Regions from separate parts of the Homo sapiens genome. Here region 2 is linked to region 1. The links are chromatin contacts, found by Hi-C or POLR2A ChIA-PET in ENCODE. All regions are on one chromosome and are shown on one strand. Each heading gives the region's core, a stretch centred on a gene start or an enhancer-like site at or near the end of the contact. The rest is flanking DNA. Distances are from core to core; before and after follow the strand shown.

Region 1 (2,700 bases), core at 184-2,683:
CCACACCCAGCCAAGAATGGTTTGCTTTTTTTTTTTTTTGAGATGGAGTCTCGCTCTGTCACAGGCTGTAGTGCAGTGCCGTGATCTCGGCTCACTGCAACCTCTGCCTCCTGGGTTCAAGCGATTCTCTTGCCTCAGCCTCCTGAGTAGCTGGGATGAAAGGCACGCGCCACCACACTTGGCTAATTTTTGTATTTTCAGTAGAGACGGGGTTTCATCATGTTGGCCAGGATGGTCTCGATCTCCTGACTTTGTGATCTGCCCGGCTCAGCCTCCCAAAGTGCTGAGATTACAGACGTGAGCCACTGCACCGGTGCAAGAATGGTTTTTTAATTCAAACTCTGCTGGTTTTCAAAATAGATGTTACTTTTGAAAGATGCCTCAATCCGATGCTACATTAAATTTTATTTTGGTTTTTGAGGAATAATTCAAATACTAAGCAGAATGCAAGGCTTCGAGTTGACTTGAAGTAACTGGTAGGTAGGTTCTATGTAGGGCTCCTTTTAAATATTGAAGTTCTTCTTTAATAATAGCTTTCTGTCTGCTAGGTTTTTAAGTAAACAGACTGCATAAAACAAAACATGATCGTTTAAGTAAACAGAATTACTTTGCAAAGATTTTTACACCTTGTTTTTCAAAGATTTTTTATAACACACATTTACCTAAACCACAGGTTTACTGGCTGTGACCTTAGATGAGTCACATCCTCCTACGGCCTTAGTGCTTTCTTCAACTGTGAGATCAAAAGGTCAGACTAGACAAGAGCTAAATAACATGGGTTAACCTTGCCCTTCAACAACTGTAATATGCGGGGGTTTCCACCATCTTAAAACACTATGCTAGAAATCTAAAGTCAAATTAGTTATTACCTACATTTCAGTCTTCAGAACAAATCAATGAGACTTTTCTGGATCCCTGCCATAATATGCATGGCACTAAGTGTTGTTGGGGATAAAAACTGGTTAAAGGCTGGACACGGTGGCTCACGCCTGTAATCCCAGCACTTCGGGAGGCTGAGGCAGGCGGATCACTTGAGGCCAGGAGTTCAAGACCTGCCTAATCAACATGGCAAAACCCTGTCTCTACTAAAAATACAAAAATTAGCCAGGCGTGGTGGCGGGCACCTGTAATCCCAGCTACTCAGGAGGCTGAGGCAGGAGAATCACTTGAACCCAGGAGGCGGAGGTTGCAGTGAGCCGAGATCGCGCCACTGCACTCCAGCCTGGGTGATAGAGTAAGACTCTGACACACACACACACACACACACACACACACACACACACACACACTCTGGTTAAAGACATAGTCCCTGCAATTCATGGTGTCTAAAACCTAGCAGGAGAAGAAATATAATCATGTGACATTAAATGACAATAAAATTTGGACCACAGGCTTTATAATTTTTTTTTTTTTTTGAGATGGAGTCTTGCTCTGTCCCCCAGGCTGGAGTGAAGAGGTGTGATCTTGGCTCATTGCAACCTCCACCTCCCAGGTTCAAACGATTCTCCTGCCTCAGCCTTCTGAGTAGCTGGGACTACAGGCATATGCCACCAGACCCGGCTAATTTTTTTTGTATTTTTAGTAGAGACGGGGTTTCGCCATGTTGGCCAGGCTGGTCTTGAACTCCTGACCTTAGGTGATCCACCCGCCTTGGCCTCCCAAAGTGCTGGGATTACAGGCATGAGCCACCATTACCGGCCCACAGGCTTTATAACTTAGATAAATTAAGAGTTTGACAAAAAGCATTCCCAAATGTCCCTACCACTGAAGGCAATGTAAAGGATAATGATATTCCATGTATAGCCCACCCTATGGGAGGTGGGGTGCTGGTCTGTGTAGGGAATGAGCTGGACACAGTATAGCAGATCTTATATTCATATTTTATAATCTGTTAGTTCCATTTCTGCAGAATTATAATGGAATAAAGGCTTTCCCCTTCCTTTCCCTTCCCTTTCCTTTAAAAAAGAAAAAAAATACATAATGGAATAAAGGTTCTAAGTGGTGGACTGTTTGAGGGATTCAGCTAATACCTCATGTCCTTAATTCATATATGAGAACACATAGAATTGATATCTATTACTTAGATCTTATCATTAATGTAAAGGGAAAGACATATGCTAAAACATCTCTGACATCATAGTTACATCTTGCCCGCCCTCTGAGCCTGACCAGGACAGTGTCATAGGAGGAGGTATAACTGGTATCCATGGCAACATCACCAGACTGGGACAATGTGAAAAGCCGTAACCTAGCAACTGATGACGAGAGGTGTGTATAGGGGGAATTCTTACAGTTCTGCAAATGACAAACATGCAGCATTGAATGCAACTAATCATACCAGGGCAATGCGGAAAATCTGACTTATTCGTGGAGAATTACAGAATGTCAACCTCATAAAACCTTAGTACTATGATGCATAATTTTAAACAGGAAAATCACATAAACACCTCCTCATTCCCCACACCGTCAGTCGTGTGCAGGGAAAGTACCTTATGTGTCATGACTGGAATGGAAAATAAATTTTGTTGTGGCACCAATCATCTCAACCTCTCTCTATTTCTCATTACACAAAGGAGTAAATTTGGGTGAGAGGAGAAGCCGCCCTCGGTCCCAGAGAAGGATGAATATGTTCTGCATGCAAAGGCGGCAGCATTACAAAGTTACCAGACATGATATACCACATCATGTGAGACTATCTCT
Region 2 (2,700 bases), core at 182-2,681, 480 kb before region 1:
GGAACAACTCTTCACCATTTCTCCCACCCTAAGAGGTACTGGGGAGTAGAATGCCTGTGGGGGGCATTGGGTGGCAACGGTTATCTTTCTCTGCAAAATTCTTACAAGTGTTTGTGGAGCGTCACACAAGATTTAGCTACTCTAACTGCACGCAGTGCGAAAACCTTTTAAAGCTATGAAGGGGAGTAACGCTCTTGCAAGCTAGAGGCACGCACTGCTGCGTTTGTCAAAAAAGGCATTTATTTCTGTTCCATCTGAAGTCTTTCATCTTCCCATTCTCGACTGGAACCCTCCCACGGCTTAGGCTGCCAGCTTTCTTCCCTTCCAGCAAACACTGCTCGAGAAGTTGGCAGTCCTGCCGGCTTTCTAGACTGCCATTTACCAAGCCCCTACCCCAGCCCCCAGCCCCGCCACCACCCACCACCTTCCCTCAACTCCCCACTGGAAGGCTGGCAAGATCTCCTCCCGGCCCGGCTGGAAACACCCACGCAGCTCCCCCCTCCGGAACACCCAGATGGATCCTCGGCGCAGGAACCACACAGAAGGGGGAACCGCTGCTCCCTGATCTTAGATACCGTTGCTAGGTGGCGCTTTCCCCCCGCGGAGCTGGGTAATTAAAAAAAAAAAAAAAAAAACTTCGGACGCCGGGGGTCTGGTCTTCTCCACAGGAGCGCAAAATGCATCTGCGTCCTTTCTGGAAGCTTCTACGCCCCAAGCCGCCAGCAGTATTCCCGGGACCTGTCAGGCGCCCTTAGGAAAGCAGGATCGGGGGGAAGGAACCCCCTGCTCCCGGCTGCGTATCGGCCCCCGCGCCCATCCTCACCTTCTTGATATGAGCCGCAATGTCCTTCTCTATGTTGTATTTCTCCAGCGCCTGAGTAGCGCACTCCACCGAGTCCTGTTGCATCTCTTCCGACATGTCCGCATTTTTGATCACGGCCTTTCGGTCGCACATGGTTACCTAGTGGGCAAGGCCTGGGGTAAGGGGTTGAGTTGGGCCGCGCCCCCCAGGCACTAACTGCCCCCACCCCGGCCGGCGCCACCACGGGACGACGCCCCCCACCCCACTTCTCAGGAAGCGCGGGCTACGCGGAGGGCTAAGTCCGGAGTGGGGCGAAATAAGGCAGCGAGGACACCCCCTGGCCCCCCGAGTTTCTCACCGTGGAGAAGGGGGCTGGCCGACTGCAACGGTCTCCTGGGGGAGGTGCTAGCACAGCTCAGGCCCGGCTAGAGATACCGTCGCTACCGAAACCGTGGCGCATCTAAGCAGCCCCACGCCAGCCGCCGCCGCCTAGTGCTCAGGCCCCGCCCTGCTCCCGCCGGCCCCGCCCCTCGCCGCGCGACCCTATTGGCTTGACGCAGCCCACGGCATTCTTCCATTGGTCCATTGACTCCATGGTTCCCTCAGGATCTTTCTCCTGCATTTTGTTGCAGACCACAATGCACCGCTCACGGCGTCGGTTGCCCGGGCAATGGGCCGCACGCTACGAGGCCCACACACCCAGAAGGTGGAGCCCCGGCCGGGTTACGAGGACCACCCAGCTGTCTGGAGAGGTAGGAAGGGAGCTTCTGCCGGGGCCAAGGGAAGTGATTCCAAATTCACGGAGGTTGTCCCAGGGTGTGTTCTCGAACAACAGTCTCTAGAAGTTGGTGGCCATTCCTGCCCCCACCCCCCCGCCCCCCCACCACGACAGGTCGCATGATCTCGCACCCCAGGTTAGCAGGATTACGACAGAGGTGGCCTCTCCCTTTACTGAAAGGGTATCTCTGAAGCAGGGCCGGCTTCGTGGGTAAACCAGCAGTGCAGTCTCACAGGAGGGACCCTTACGTTTTCATTTTGCACTGGGCCCCATTTGTAGTCGGTTCTGCTCTGAAATATTTAGGGGAGGGCATCCTCAGGATTGAGGGAGGGCTTCAAGGAGGGAGGGTGTTTCCTTACGAATTAAGGGATTATCCCCAAGAGTGGGGTCTCTGCCAAGCAATGCGGACATCCTTTAAGGGGTTGGGGATGGGGATCCGGGTGGATTTGGGAGTGTTGAGCCCCGGGGTTTTTGTCCAGGGTGAAGCTTCTTGCTCAGGTGAGGCAGTCTTTCCTGTGTGGGAGAGATTCTTGGTTGGGATTTATCTCTGAGGAGGAGGTATTCTAATGGACGAAAAAGCGGCCGTTAGAGAGATGACGTCCCCTCTGGCTTAGGGAGGAGACACGAAGTGGTTAAAAAAGCAAGATCTTGGGGGAGTTGAGGGACAAGTCAGATCTGGATTTAAATCCCAGCACTGTCATTTACTAGCTATTTGAATGTCTTCTTTAAGTAAAGGAGGACTAAATGTAAAAGGAAACCAGTTCATACGCTTGTTAGCAGTATTAAACATTTGAAGTTCTCTCAGCACAATGTGAGGCACATAGTAAATGATCAATGAATCTTATCAATAATTGTCAGTTTATACAACTATCCCAAAGGCCACAGCAAGGTTTTGAACAACCAGCTCTGAAATGCCTATAATGTATTTTTCGAACCTCCATAAATAAGTTATCAGGTTAATCATGTATCTGGAAGCTTCCTATTTACATTTCTACATTTTCCTCTGACCATCTACTCTCATTACTCCTTAAAACAATTTGTGGCTGGGCATGATGGCTCACACCTGTAATCCCAGCACTTTGAGAAGCCGAGTCAAGGGGATCGCTTGAGCTCAGTAGTT

The links. A loop is a pair of places that touch in the nucleus more often than their neighbours do. ChIA-PET counts read pairs that join two places held with the same protein, here RNA polymerase II (POLR2A). Pooled maps may share reads with other maps.
Region 2: a loop to region 1 is called in a pooled map, with 9 times the contacts of the local background. The contact joins the promoter of NRAV here to the enhancer-like site in region 1. A Hi-C loop is called at or near these places in 5 of 50 pooled maps. POLR2A ChIA-PET finds 5 or more read pairs at or near these places in 4 of 52 experiments (A673, OCI-LY7, activated T-cell and 1 more).

What each region holds. Positions count from the first base shown.
Region 1 is chr12:120,012,029-120,014,728 of GRCh38, reverse strand. All of the region lies in intron 2 of BICDL1 (BICD family like cargo adaptor 1), which reads right to left. Among named protein-coding and RNA genes, the nearest start is that of BICDL1, 24 kb to the right of the region's middle. RefSeq lists an enhancer at 2,069-2,148. Within about 2 kb of position 1,433, at least 5 of the 41 ENCODE cell types and tissues checked have a DNase peak (open chromatin) inside an H3K27ac peak, as active enhancers do.
Region 2 is chr12:120,494,677-120,497,376 of GRCh38, reverse strand. NRAV (negative regulator of antiviral response) reads left to right here and starts at 1,431. Exons shown (of 2, transcript NR_038854.1): 1 at 1,431-1,554. DYNLL1 (dynein light chain LC8-type 1) reads right to left here and starts at 1,264. Exons shown (of 3, transcript NM_003746.3): 1 at 1,161-1,264; 2 at 824-961. The coding sequence starts at 955. RefSeq lists silencers at 861-1,380, 1,671-1,720 and an enhancer at 940-1,606.